Regions from separate parts of the Homo sapiens genome. Here region 2 is linked to region 1. A link is a contact called in ENCODE Hi-C data. All regions are on one chromosome and are shown on one strand. The core of a region is the stretch at or near the end of the contact, and the rest is flanking DNA. Distances in the headings are between cores, read along the strand shown.

Region 1 (7,135 bases), core at 1,558-4,057:
TAGTAAGAAAATAATCATTCATGTATTTAAAACATAACCTCCTCACCCCCACCCCCACATAAACAAAACAATCACATGACTACTTTGTAACGCCAATTTGGATACTACAGTTTTTTTGTTATTGTTGTTCTTTTTCAAAAAGATTGGAACCAGAAACAGCAAGCTTATTTCCAAGAAATCCTGCCTCTGAAAGGTCGACAGAAGGGCTGGCCACTTTCCATTGGTCACTCCAACCCCTGATGAGGGAAGGAAATGCCCTCTTGGCCTTCTGTCAAAGGGCAGTACCTGAGGACACCGCCAACTCCCAGACTCCTCACTGATCATAAGGAAGCGAGCCAACTGAGCTGTGTCAACGTGTAACATGCAATTCCCCTTTCTGGGGACCTTCAGCATATCAAGAGAATATTAAAAACCCACAATTACAATAGAGGCCCAAAGGTAGCCTTGGACAGGATGAGGAAACCAAATACAAACTTCCTACTCATGACATCCTTAAGTAGCTCAACCGAGAACCTCAGGCACCAAGCAAACAAATGGTTGGGAAACGCTCATTGGCTGGTTAATGGGCATACATGCTTCCTTAACTGTGTCTCTGCTCTCTTCTGTTTTTATGCATCCATACTCATTTTTTATGATGACTGAAGAATGAGATAGCTGACACTAAAACAACAGTACCACCTTACCGATTGGTCAGCAAATCCGTGAGAAAGAACACTCTCTTTTTGCCCTATACTCTTGCATTGAGAGAAAAACAAATTGGAAATTACTAGCTTGTCAGAAAAAGCGCAACAAAAGGCAAAATACAGAATAAAGACCAAACTCATCTCCGACTCCTAATTACTGAAGGACAGTGACACCGAGTTCACTACTCATTCCCCACTCTCTGTATATAAAGTTTCCTTCACTTTATTGCTCTACTAATCAGTTTTTACCCCAGCCAATGATATTCTTAAATTATAGATATGGTCAACATTTAGTGGGCCTATCTGTTGAAGAAAATATGAAAAATGTGTAGTTAGTGATGGCTACTAATGAATATGTATAGACTGCCCAAAGTGATAATTTTGCCAAGTCTGTTGATTATCAGAAATGATTTTTTTCTTTAATCAACAATATGCTATCTAATAAATTGATTCTATTTACTTTCCTCATCTCCAGGGCAGTGATCTCTCTCACCTCCTTTAAATAGTCATGAGCCCCACAACTACCTTTCAGCCCAGGACAGAGGGGCACACACGACAGTGGTCTATGAGACTATAATACATATTTTTACTCTACCTTTTCTACATTTAGATGCGCAAATACCATTGTGTTCAGATTGCCTCTAGTATTCAGTACGGTAACATGCTGTTCAGGTTTGTAGCCTAGGAGCACTAGCCTCTACCTGATAGTCTAGGTGTGTAGTAGGCTGTAGCATCCAGGTTTGTGTAAGCACACTCTACAATATTCACACAAGGAAGAAGTCGCCTAATGACTCATTTCTCAGTAGGCGACTGTCCTGAAGAGATGCATGACTCTAATTAAATGCTACCTTCTCAATGAAATCGATTCTGATCACCCTATTTAAATTCACAACTGGAGACCCATTCCACTTCCCAAGCCTTATCCTATTTTTCTATACCAGGCATCGAATTACGAATATATAAAAATTATTTGTATATATAAATTATATATACATCAATTATGCATACGTATATCCACACACACATATTTACTGCGTCTGCTCTGCTAGAATTAAGCTCCAGAGGGAAGATTTTGTGGACTGATATATCTCACACATCTAGAAAAGCGCCAGGGACAGGGCAGACGCTAGGACTCCACGAATTAATGATTCCATCAGAATTTGAAATCAAACTGTAAAGCAATCCCTTCATTTCCCAGAGCTTTGCTGCTCAAACATACACACCCCTTCCCCTTGAACGCCCAACAGGCTGGGCGCTGCCAAACAGAACTCCTGGAAGGCGGCGCCCAAAAGCAGACCCTAGGAGTGGGCGGGCACCAACTCCCCGCCCCAGCACGCACCTCCCTCCAACTTTAGCGCCCGGGATTCCCAGGAATTCGTCTCTTCTGGGCTAAGCCCCGCCACCGCGGCCGAGCAGGGCGGGCCCGGACCTTCGACCCACGCTCCGGGCAGATGCCGGTGGCCTTGGAGGACCCGCCCTCCGGCCTGCCGGGCCTTTCCTCGGGGAGGCTGTAGCTGAGATCCCCGCCCCGCCGTCCAACCCCGCGAGACGAGCCCCCTCTCCTCTCCCGCCCGGGCCTCACCTCTCCTGCAGGAAACGAGTGCAGGCGCCGGGCCGTGGTACTGGGGAAGGGCGCCGGCGGCAGCGGCGACGCCCGGTGAGCACCTCCACGCGCTGCTGCGCCCGGCCGGGGGTGCGGCATACCCGAGGCGCGAGCGCTCCCAGTCCCCGAGCTGCCGGCGCGGGGCTGCGGCGGCCAAGCGCGGGGAGGGCACTAGCAGGAGGAGGAGCAGCGGTGAGGCACGTGACACGCCGCCGCGGGCCGCCGGGGCGCGAGGGCGCAGCGCCCCCAGACCGTCGGAGAGCGCAGAGAGGCAGCGGCGTGCTGAGGTTTCGCTGCCGCCCGGTCTTCCGCTGAGGCCCACGGGCAAGAAGAGAAGCCGCTGGCGGCCGGGCAGGCGCTGGGTCCTCTGGCCGCCGACCGAGCCGCAGTCCATCCCCGAGCAGTTCACTGGCCCGGGCGCGCGCTCATGCCTCTCGCTTTTGGCGCCGGCCACGCGCGGTCCAGGCCCAGAGTCCGACAGCGGGAGCGAGCGTGGGCCACAGCGCAGGACCGCCCTTTCCTGCCGGGCGCGCGGGCGGGGCTCGGGACGCGCGCCGGGGGTGGGGTGGGGCGGGGCGGCAGGAGCCCGCCGTGGCGCTCCGAGATGCGGGGACCGTGCGAGCCCCCACCCCATTCGCTAGGCGACGGCGGCGACCGGGAGGAGCCTGCGGGCACTCCGGAACTGGAAGGAGCTTGTTGCTGTCACGATTTGCATTTTCACTGCACTGCTGTCCTTAAAAAGGAATTACCCCGGTGCCCTTCAGAGTCCTGTGAAAAGTCTCAGACCGACAGGCTGCCCTAGATTTCACTGATTATCCTAAGTCCCCAAACATGTGGTTCTGGGGAGCATTTTAAGGAATTATTAGCAGGGCCCAGGGAAAGGCCCTCACATAATACATTCAAAACTAAATTTTCAGAGTTTTTGTTTCCAGATTAGAGCACCAAAAACATGGGAAGGTAGCAATCTGGGAACTTAAAACGTGGGGCATGAATGTTAAAATGAGACCTGTCGGGTATATTTGAAACTGGTAATGTTTAGTTTCGTGGACTTTTTGAAGGCCTGTTACACCATTCACAGATAACTGGTCCCTTATGTGAATTTGGAAGATGTTAGTTGAATAAATAAATGAAATGCATAAGGCACCAAGCTAGGAGATTTTATTAAAAATAAAAAACCGCAAAACAAATTGTTCTTATCCTCCAGAAGCTGTTTTCCTATACAGCCATATGTGTACACATACGTGATGGAAGAATGTGTTATGAGCCATGAGAGATGTACAAAGTGCTGGGAAGAGAGGAGCGTGCATATGGATGTGCAAGATAAGTGTCTATCAAAATTTGAAGAACTGAAAAACAGGATTCAAGTCATAGGTTGGTGCAAAAGTAGTTGCGGCTTTTGCCATTGCAAGTAATGGCAAAAACCGCAATTACTTTTGCACCAACCTAAGACACTTTTGTAAAAGGAGTATACATTTATAAAATTGGTAGAAAAAGCAGTTTAGCAATGAGTATCAACAAAAATTTGTAAACTTTTCTCAAGTCACCTAACTAAAAATGGGGATAATGGGAATAATCCAAAATATTAAATATCTACTAGGTTTGACTATACAAACTTGTCATTTTTATGGGTCAAAATGCTTAATATTGGTAATTTCACATATGCACAAAAGATAGTCATTGTATCATAATTTGTGATTGTGAAAAAATGGGAAAATAGTGCACAACATTAGAGGAACGATTAAACTGTGGCACAAACTTTAATGTTAGTCCTTTGTAATTTTTAAAAATTGAGGTATAATTTGCATACAGTAAATTCCACAGACTTAGGTGACATTTAGCAGTTGATAAATGTCATTTAGCAACTTGATGACATTTAGCAGTTGTATATACCACCCAGTCAAGATCTAGAACATTTTCATTGCTCCAGAAAGTTATTTTGTGCCAGTTTTCCAGACAATCCACCACCACCCCAAGGCAACTATTTTCTCTTTTTTTTTTTGAGACGGAGTCTTGCTCTGTCACCCAGGCTGGAGTGCAGTGGTGCAGTCTCAGCTCACTGTGTCCTCTGCCTCCCGGGTTCAAGCAATTCTCCTGCCTCAGCCTCCTGAGTAGCTGGGATTACAGGTGTCTGCCACCACGCCTGGCTAATTTTTGTATTTTTAGTAGAGACGGGGTTTCACCATATTGGCCAAGCTGGTCTCGAACTCCTCACCTTGTGATCTGCCCGCCTCGGCCTCCCAACGTGCTAGGATTACAGGCGTGAGCCACCGCGCCCGGCCAACTATTTTCAAATTTCAATGACCATAGATTAGTTTTGTCTTTTTTTGAACTTCATGTAAATGGAGACCTACAATATGCATTGCCTTGTGTCTTTCTTCTGCTTTGCGTCTGACTTCAATATCAATGAGATTCATCCATGCTGTTGTATCAGTAATTAGTTGCTTTTAATTGTTGAATAGTATTCCATTGTATGACCATACCACAAGCGGTCATCCATTCTATTAATGGCCATTTGCTTTGCTTATAGTTTTTGGCTATTATGCATAGGGCGTTATGAACATTCTTGTATAAGACCTTGTGTGGACATAATTTTTATCCCTGTTGGGGAAAGTATCTGGGTCAAATTGCTGAATCATATGGTAGCTTAACTTTAGACACTGCTGAATTGTTTTTCCAAAGCGACTGCACCCTTTCACACTCTTAGCAATAGATGAGCGTTTCGGTTGTTCCACATCCTTGCCAAATTTTGATATTTTCAGTCCTCATAAAATGGTACCTTATTGTGATTTTTAACATAACATTTCCCTGATGCCTAATGATGTTGACTAACTTTTCATGTATTACTATTACCAGCCATATTGAATACAATAACATATGTAAAGCACTTAGCACAGTGCCTGGCCTATGATAGGAGTATAATGAATGTCAGTTCTAACTACAGGTTGGATAGCATCCACTTTTCCTTGGATGTGACACCTGTTGTTTTATTTTCCAAAGCATTCCCTTTCTTTTGGTCTCAGCACCCTAGTTTTCCATGGGCAGTGGCTCTTCTCTGCTCTCAGTCCATGCGGTTTGGAGAGACTGATCGCTCTGCAGACCACAGGCATGGGCATGTCACCCAATCAGAGTTAATGAGCAGCCGGGCGCGGTGGCTCACGCCTGTAATCCCAGCACTTTGGGAGGCCAAGGAGGGCGGATCACTTGAGGTCGGGAGTTGGAGACCAGTCTAGAGAAACCCCGTCTCTACTAAAAATACAAAATTAGCTGGGTGTGGTGGCACATGCCTGTAATCCCCGCTACTTGGGAGGCTGAGACAGGAGGACTGCTTGAACCCAGGAGGTGGAGGTTGCGGTGAGCTGAGATTGCACCATTGCACTCCAGCCTGGGCAACAAGAGTGAAATTCCATCTAAAAAAAAAAAGCTTCAATTCTAGGATTCTTTTTTTGTTTGTTTATTTGAGATGGAGTCTCACTCTGTTGCCCAGGCTGGAGTGTGGTGGCTCAATCTTGGCTCATTGCAACCTCCACCTCCTGGGTTCAAGCGATTCTCCTGTCTCAGCCTCCCACGTAACTGGGATTACAAGCAAGCACCACCATGCCCAGCTAATTTTTGTATTTTTTAGTAGAGACGGGGTTTCACCATGTTGGCCAGGCTAGTCTCAAACTCCTGACCTCAAGTGACCTGCCTGCCTCAGCCTCCCAAATTGCTGGGATTACACGTGTGAGCCACCACGCCTGGCCCAATTCTAGGGTTCTTAATAGGAACTATTGGGAAGAGGTCGTCTTATTTTATTGTGATGTCTAGGTATAGGATGATTTGAACCATGAGCTCCTGGGGCTACCATGTGGCCTAAGACTAAAGCCCTTATGAAGAAAAGAAGACTGAGAAATGAAGAGACGGGTCCTTTTGAGCGTCTGATTCTAGCTTAGGCTGAAATTGGCATTTTATTTATGTAATCCAATAAGTTGCTTTTACTTAAACCAGCTGGGATAGGGCTTCTGATTCCTATCCCGGATACATTAGTGTACATTAGGATAATCTAGACATGTTAGACTTCTGTCTATGTATAGAGAGACTAGATACAGGAATCTAATGGCCAATGAAGAAGAAGAAGTATCAACTAATTAATGGATCAGGCAGGAGCCAGACAACCCCCATGTGAACCATGACAAAGTTGGACTTTATGACAAAGTTGGATTGGTGAATATACTTGGATCTGGGGCCAAAGTGGGGCCATCTTACTCTCTCTCTGTATCTAGACTTAGGGACCTCCCATGAGTAAAGCTGGATTCACAGAGCAGACTCTGACTTAGCCACCATCTGTGAGAAGTTTAGGTGGCCTTATATATTCTAGGTGTCATCAGGAGAAAAGAGATGGAAGATGGCCAGAGCTATCCCTGAAAGATCTACTGGGTCTGTTTTAGCAGGTAGTAACAGAAAGGTCAAGGGCTCATTGTCCCCGGTGCAAGCAGGTCAAAGAGAGAACAAAGGAGTTGGAACATTCCTGGATGTGACCTTTAGCATACTGATACTCTTACTAGTAAACACTGATGGGGGAATGTCAACTTCCACTAATCAAACTACTATTCTCCGTAATTGAAGAGTGTTAAAGGGTGAAGAAAGGATTCTCCTTCTGGGTAAAATGGAATAAGCACACTCCACCCTGTCTTTCCACCTGAATGCAGGCATAAAAGCTGGACAGAATGCATAGAGCCACTATTTGAGGACTCTGAAAAGTAAATAATAGCAGGCACATCAGTGAAGAAGACAAAAATCAAAGTACCACTGAACTGATGTTTAGTTTAGTATTTTTTCCAATGTATGAGCTCCCCTAGCTTGAACTGTCAAC
Region 2 (7,135 bases), core at 1,511-4,010, 3.9 Mb after region 1:
GCCTGTAGTTCCAGCTACTCTGGAGGCTGAGGCAGGAGAATGGCATTAACCCGGGAGGCGGAGCTTGCAGTGAGCCAAGATCGCGCCACTGCACTCCAGCCTGGGTGACAGAGCGAGACTCCGTCTCAAAAAAAAAAAAAAAAGCTGTGATAACTTCAGACATCTGGAAAATATTAATTCCCTTCTAACCTCTATTCAGACCATCCAATGACCTATATTTAAAACAAGTCATTTTTCTACATGTCATACAAGAAAATCTAAGCACTCAAAGGCATTCATAGGAGAAAAGAAAGCATGCATGTGTAACTTCCATTCTACAGACGGATTAGGTTAAATGGCCAGGCTTGTGACCTGAATTCTAATCTTAAATCTGCTCGCAAATACCCCTTTTCTTCACAAATTTGAAAACTAAGCACTTTATGTACATATCTGGGGGAAAACTGGTGGGAGTAGTAACAGTGCCAAACCTAACCATCAGTAGAGAACGACTGAAAATACCTGAACCACAATTTTTACTACTCAAACATTTCCCTCAAAATAAAAAACATTTAAGAAAACTAGAAGACAAAAAAAAAAAAATTCCTCAAATCTTTACTTTTTTTTTTTTTCTTCGAGACAAGAGTCTCGCTCTGTCGCCCAGGCTGGAGTGCAGGGGCAAGATCTCTGCTCACGGCAAGCTCCGCCTCCCGGGTTCAAGCCATTCTCCTGCCTCAGCCTCCCAAGTAGCTGGGACTACAGGCGCCTGCCACCACGCCCGGCTAATTTTTTGTATTTGTTAGTAGGGACGGGGTTTCACCGTCTCTGGATGGTCTGGATCTCCTGACCTCGGTGATCCACCCGCCTCGGCCTCCCAAAGTGCTGGGATTACAGGCGTGAGCCAACGCGCCCGACCCAAATCTTTACTTTTAAAAATCTGTTGATAATGACACAATTTAACAACATCAACCATGTGAAAGTGTGTAATCTTTATTAGCATCCAGAATAAAGTAATCTAGGAAGTCTACCTTTAACAGTAGGCAACAAGTTATCAGATCCTTTTGCTACACTTTTGTTTTTCAACAAATTTAAGACACACACTTCCCACCTCAGTATCACTGATAAGTGGCTTTATTAAAATAAGTTAACATTTTCCTATTCAATACTTCTAACAATCAATATTTTAAAAATGGAATTTTCTCAGAATCAACTATCTCATTTACAATTAGGATAATCCTTTTTTATAATTTTAAACATCCAGGAGTTCATACAGTGGCTAAACTATAAGACCACCAACATTCCTGGAGTGTCAAAAGTAACTATACTTCTAGAATACGCCTCATAATATTAAAATATTTTGTGTATGAGATCAGAGCTGGAGTCCCGGTCAACTGTGGAGAATGGCCAATTCCAGCCTCCAAAATAAAGGCGGGGGTGGCGGTGTTGGGGGGGGGGAGGGGAGTCGCGCAGCAGAGAAAAGACGTAAGGGTGGAGAGGGACTTTCAAAATGCCCCAGTGCCACGGTTAACTATAACCTGGTTAATAAAATCTAAGCCAATGCTCTCAAGACGAGGAGGGCCACAGGCAGGGGAAACCGAGAATTAACTCATAGGCTGAGACTAAGTTATTCCACTTTCCATGTAACAGCGCCCCCCACAACTCCCCGTCTGCCCCAGAGTTAAGATTCCAAGGGGCAGCCCCCCCTCCTCAAACACACTAAAGAAGGGACACCAGAAAACAGCAAGTATAAGGGCCATCAACCACATCTTTTCCTTTCTCCCTCGAGAGAACATGAGTAATACCCTCAAATTCCAAATCCCCGCCAAAAAATAAAGAAACGCGCGCATCATGGGCCTACAATTTCTTTTCCCGCCCAGAGCCTGCCTGGGAAAGCCCCTGACCCAGAGAGTTGGGGGAAAGGCGGCCCAAACCACACGTGTGCGCCGCAAGGCTGGGCCTGTCTCAGCCCACTTCCCGTCGCCACCCCCAACGGCCTGAGCTCCCCCGGAGCCTCACTCGGGCCTTTCCTCAGGCCCTCCTGTCTGCTCCACGTGGGGCGCCGGGGCCTCGAACCGCCCGTCCCCTCCAGCCGAGTTTCCCCACCCGCCAGGCCACCGCGGCGTCGGGGTCCCATACCTGATGCTGTTGTCGCCCCTGCTGGTAAGGCTTAATTGGCCCCTGGTGGCAACGCCGCGTCCGGATCTTGCCGCCACCGCCCCCTCCGACTCCTCCGGCTCCCGAGGCCATGGCGGAGCCTCCGCCGCTTCCCGCTCCGGGGCGGGTAAGGGGGCGGGAGAGGCAGAGGCGGAGGCCTTAGAGAGCCTCCCCCGCCGCCCGGCCCCGGCCCAAAAGTCCGCCCGCGCTGTCCACACAGTGGGCACAAGCACCCCAGGAACCGCGAGGTTGCGAGCAGGAGCGGAGAGAGGGTGAGTGCTGGCAGCGGGGAAGGGGGTGGCGGCCGCAGAGGCCGAGGAGGCTCCGGTCCGGCCGCCTCTGCGGACCCCCGCCTCTGTGTGTGTCACGGTCTCTATGGAGATCTCCCGCAGAGGACAGCACGAACAGTTCCCCGCGGTGCTGAGGCCTAACTCGACCGCCGACTGGTGGGAGTTCTTCCGTCGCCCTAGCCGTAGCTGCCGCAGTTGAAGCCGCTGGCGACGCCCGCCTACCCCTCCCCTGTGCGCACAGCGCCCGCCCCGCCGCCGTCGTCGTCGTCGTCCCTGCAGCCTCCGCCGCCGTTGCGCCTATTACCCCTGCTAAGGCGGCTGCCGCGGTCGCGAGCCAGAATGTCGTCACTCATCGGCGCCCGACGCATTTGCATCATCATGCTGCGACGAGCTGATAGGCAAAGAGGAAGGGCTGGTCGAGTCCACGCTCTCGGCCGCGCGGCACGCTGGGAAACGTAGTTCAACAACGGAACGCGGCTTCTCGGAAAGGAAGAGGGACGGGGAAGGAGATCTCCGGGGCGCCGCAGAGGCACAAAGCCAAGGGGTACTTTTGCTGTTCTTGGCTGTAAATTAGACTTTGAAAAGACACTTAACATAAAAACAGTAACCTCTTCCCATTCTCCTTCTCCCTGTCGGTTGGTTAAGTAGGCAGGAAGTAAGCAGACAGTAAAATCAAAGACAAGAGCTAATGATTTAAGAAGGAGGAAAAAAAAATCTGTGGTTGAAAAATAAAGTCCATGATCCTTAGAATTAGAAAATATATACGGCTTCATTAATGTTTCTTTAAACATATAAAGGTTTTGTTGCAGACACACGGGGCTGGAATTCTGGTTCTGCCACCCAACCTATTTGACCTTGGATGAATCAAAACCGTCTGAGCCTTAGCTTCCTCCTCCATAAAATGGGAGCTTTAAAATCCACCTTATAAAGCTGTTGTGAGGAGCAGACGTGATCATCTATGGAGAGCATGTATATTTGCTAATAGACGAAAAATGCGATGAATGATTACAATTATAACCCATGCAGTCAGCTAACATTAGGGGTAAGTGATATATCCTTAACAATAAAAGTATACTATATTTGCTCCAAATATTTAGGAAACTGAGTAAGTGAGCTAGACTCAAAGACTGAATCCACAAAATGTATATTCTAGGAGTTGACGATTAGAAAGGTCCTGGTGATCACATAGTCCAACCCTCTCATTCAACCAACCAGACAAGATGTCCAGAGAAATTTAGGTGGCACAATCAATGACACTGAGATGGGTAATCAAAGCCAGGACTATAACCCAACTTTTCTGTAAGAGCTAAAGACAAATAGCCAAATGATTAGGGAGGAAAAATATGTTGTGAAAAATCTTAGACTTACTATAAATCTTTTTTTTTCTTTCTTTCTTTCTTTCTTTTTTTCTGAGAGACAGAGTCTTGCCCTGTCGCCCAGGCTGGAGTGCAGTGGCGCGATCTTGGCTCACTGCACCCTTTGCCTCCCAGGTTCAAGCTATTCTCCTGCCTCGGCTTCCTAAGTAGCTGGGACTACAGGCGTGCACCACCACGCCCAGCTGATTTGTGTATTTTTAGTAGAGATGGGGTTTCGCCATGTTGGCCAGGCTGGCCTTGAACTCCTGACCTCAAGTGATCCACCCGCCTTGGCCTCCCAAAGTGCTGGGATTACCCGTGTGAGCCGCCACGCCCAGCCTATTTACTATAAATCTCCCACTTACTAGCTGTGTAGCCTTGGGGAAGTTACTGATCCTGTTTCTTTCTTTTTTTTTTTTTTTTGAGACGAAGTTTTTTCCTCTTGTTTTGCCCAGGCTGGAGTGCAATGGCGCAATCTCAGCAACCTCCACCTCCTGGGTTCAAGCGATTCTCCTGCCTCAGCCTCCCGAGTAGCTGGGATTACAGGCATGTGCCACGACGGCCGGCTAATTTTGTATTTTTACTAGAGATGGGGTTTCTCCATGTTGGTCAGGCTGGTCTCGAACTCTCAATCTCAGGTGATCTGCCCACGGCCTCCCAAAGTGCTGGGATTACAGGCGTGAGCCACCGCGCCCAGCCCACTGATCCTGTTTCTAAGCTTCGTTTTTTTCATCAGCAAATAGAGCGAATATTGACCTCACAGGGTAGTGGTCTGGTGAAAGGATTAATGTATATCTAGTTCATAGTAACTGCTTAGATAGAAAGCATCCAATATCAACCATCAATCAGATATAAATAATTAGTTCCAAGACATTTATACTATCTCCACAATCAAACTGCACAATTCAGGTTCATTGTTTAAATCATACAAGTGAAATTGTAAAGCCAGTCTTCTAGTACCTTTGAACTTGTACCTTTCAGCGCCTAAAGAAACTATGCTATACCAAGCATAGGTGTACACATCAATGGCTTTCAGTGGCACCTCTGACCATAACCATCAAGATCAAGACAAGTTGCCAAATATGATAAACAAAATTAATCTATTTTCCGCTGTCTCATCCTAGCTTCATGCCTCCTCCCACCACTAACTTCCCACTAAATTCTCCAGGTATGCCCCCTCTTCCTCCTGAAGCACTTCATCTTTCTTAAAGACAGTTGTTTCCCTCAGGTGCTATCTTCCTCCTATGCAGAAATCCTATTCTTCCACAAATCCATAGCTAGATATTTGACAGCCAAGTAAAGTAATTCACGATAAGCTAACTCATAGGGAAGATCTGTACCTGAATCTTTAATTGGGTTATACGTAGAGGAGATTAAACCATAGCCACATCCCATCTGCCCTCTTCACTCTATGAGACCCAGAGTTTCCACCACAGAACAGAGGACTGACTGGAATCAAAGCTCACCCCTTTCTTGGAGGCTATTCTTTGATGTGCTGGACACCCTTCACAGCCAACCTTTGAAAGGAAGAGAGACGCGAAAGAATTGGGCCAAATGTAGACAATGCTTCAGAAATAGAAGATTGGTAGAACTTGAGGAGATATGGGAAAATCCACATTCCTTTTACCCATGCTCTCAACTTTTTACCCATTTCCACAATTATTTTATTTCTTGGAAGTAAAATAGTATTTGAGGGAACTATAATGCATTAATCTCACATTCATGTGATTGAGTCATTGGAAGCCGTGCCAGGCTTGAGAGCAGAGAAGGAATAAAGAGACAGGAGGAAATCTGCATTCAACCTGGACCTAGTTTTTTCAGCCAAATAAATGGCATATTGGGAGACACTGCAATTCATGAAAAGCTTGTTGCTACAATAGTCCTCCTCTGCCAAGAAACTTCTTTATTTTGTTCCCCATATAATATAGTAGAAAGTGGCCGAGCACAGTGGCTCACACCTGTAATCCCAGCACTCTGGGAGGCCAAGGCGGGTGGATCACTGGAGGTCAGGAGTTCGAGACCAGCCTGGCCAACATGGTGAAACCTGTCTCCACTTAAAAAAAAAAAAAAAAAAATTAGCTGGGCGTGGTGGTGCTCACCTGTAGTCCCAGCCACTCGGGAAGCTGAGGCAGGAGAATCGCTTGAACCATGGAGGTGGAGGTTGCAGTGAACTGAGATCATGCCACTGCACTCCAGCCTGGGCCACAGAGTGAGACTCCATATCAAAAAAATTAAAAAATTAAAACAACAAATATATATATATATGTATATATATATATGTAACCAGCTGCCAATTATAAATTAGCAAATAGGCTGCTGACCCATCTCTAATAGATAAGGAGTATCCACTAATTAAAAGTGAAATACAATTTAGTCTAAACCCAACCTAGATTGAAAAAGAGCCATCATACATTCTTCAGAAGGTACTAATACAATTCTGGCCAAAAGAATGTTTAAAGATGACAAGTACAAGAAGTTACGAAATTTTATGTAGTTATTCCACCTTACCAAAACAAAATGAGGTATCTGCTGTGATGTCTATTAAAACAAATTATCACACTCATGCACAGCATAACAATGTTTCAATCAACAATGGGCCCAATATACAATGGTGGTCCCATAAAGAGCTGAAAAATTCGTATTGCCTGGTGATACTGTCTTTGTCCTAAGGTCTTATTGCAACACATTACTCACGTGTTTGTGGTGATGCTGGTATAAACAAACCTACTGTGTTGCCATTTGTGTAAAAGTGGAGTATGTACAATTATGTACAGTACAGAATACTTCATAATGATAAGTGGCTGTTTCTGGTTTATGTATTTACTATACCTTTTTTTTTTTTTTAACAGGCACTCCTTGCCATTTCCTGTTGCTACCATACTTTATTATTTTAAAGTGTATTCCTGGTCAGGCATGTGGCTCACACCCATAATCTCAGCACTTTGGGAAGCCAAGGCAGGAGGATCACTTGAGGCCAGGAGATTGAAACCAGCCTGGGCAACATAACGAGACCCCTTCTCTACAAAGAAATGAAAAAATTAGTTGAGCTTAGTGGTGTGCACCTGTAGTCCCAGCTACTAGGGAGGCTGAGGCAGGAGGATCACTTGAGCCCAGGAGTCTAAGGCTGCAGCGAGCTATGATCTCACCACTGCAGTCCAGCCTAGGTAACAGAGTGAGACCCCATCTCTAAAGAAAAAAATAAAGAAAATGAAGCTATTGGGTTTATTTATTATTTATTTATTTATTTATTGCCTGTTTGCTTGTATTTTAGGGAAAGAAGGGCCACACAACGGAAAGATATTTAAGGATGTAAATCATTGTATTCTCATTAACTTACTGTGTTCTCTCTCTATTGGGAAT

Evidence for each region. A loop is a pair of places that touch in the nucleus more often than their neighbours do. Pooled maps may share reads with other maps.
Region 2: a loop to region 1 is called in a pooled map, with 18 times the contacts of the local background. The contact joins the promoter of NUP153 here to the promoter of MCUR1 in region 1. A Hi-C loop is called at or near these places in 2 of 37 single-sample maps with no recorded cell type and 11 of 50 pooled maps.

The regions. Positions count from the first base shown.
Region 1 is chr6:13,811,750-13,818,884 of GRCh38, forward strand. It overlaps MCUR1 (mitochondrial calcium uniporter regulator 1), which reads right to left and starts at 2,808. Exons shown (of 9, transcript NM_001031713.4): 1 at 2,266-2,808. The coding sequence starts at 2,680. It overlaps LOC107986571 (a long non-coding RNA gene), which reads left to right and starts at 2,061. Exons shown (of 2, transcript XR_001743986.3): 1 at 2,061-2,340. RefSeq lists silencers at 1,996-2,665, 2,746-3,015 and an enhancer at 3,176-3,275.
Region 2 is chr6:17,704,165-17,711,299 of GRCh38, forward strand. It overlaps NUP153 (nucleoporin 153), which reads right to left and starts at 2,761. Exons shown (of 22, transcript NM_005124.4): 1 at 2,113-2,761. The coding sequence starts at 2,223. It overlaps NUP153-AS1 (NUP153 antisense RNA 1), which reads left to right and starts at 2,879. Exons shown (of 3, transcript NR_134618.1): 1 at 2,879-2,964; 2 at 3,230-3,462; 3 at 6,625-6,863. RefSeq lists silencers at 1-75, 592-751, 2,083-2,592 and enhancers at 2,179-2,873, 2,683-2,952.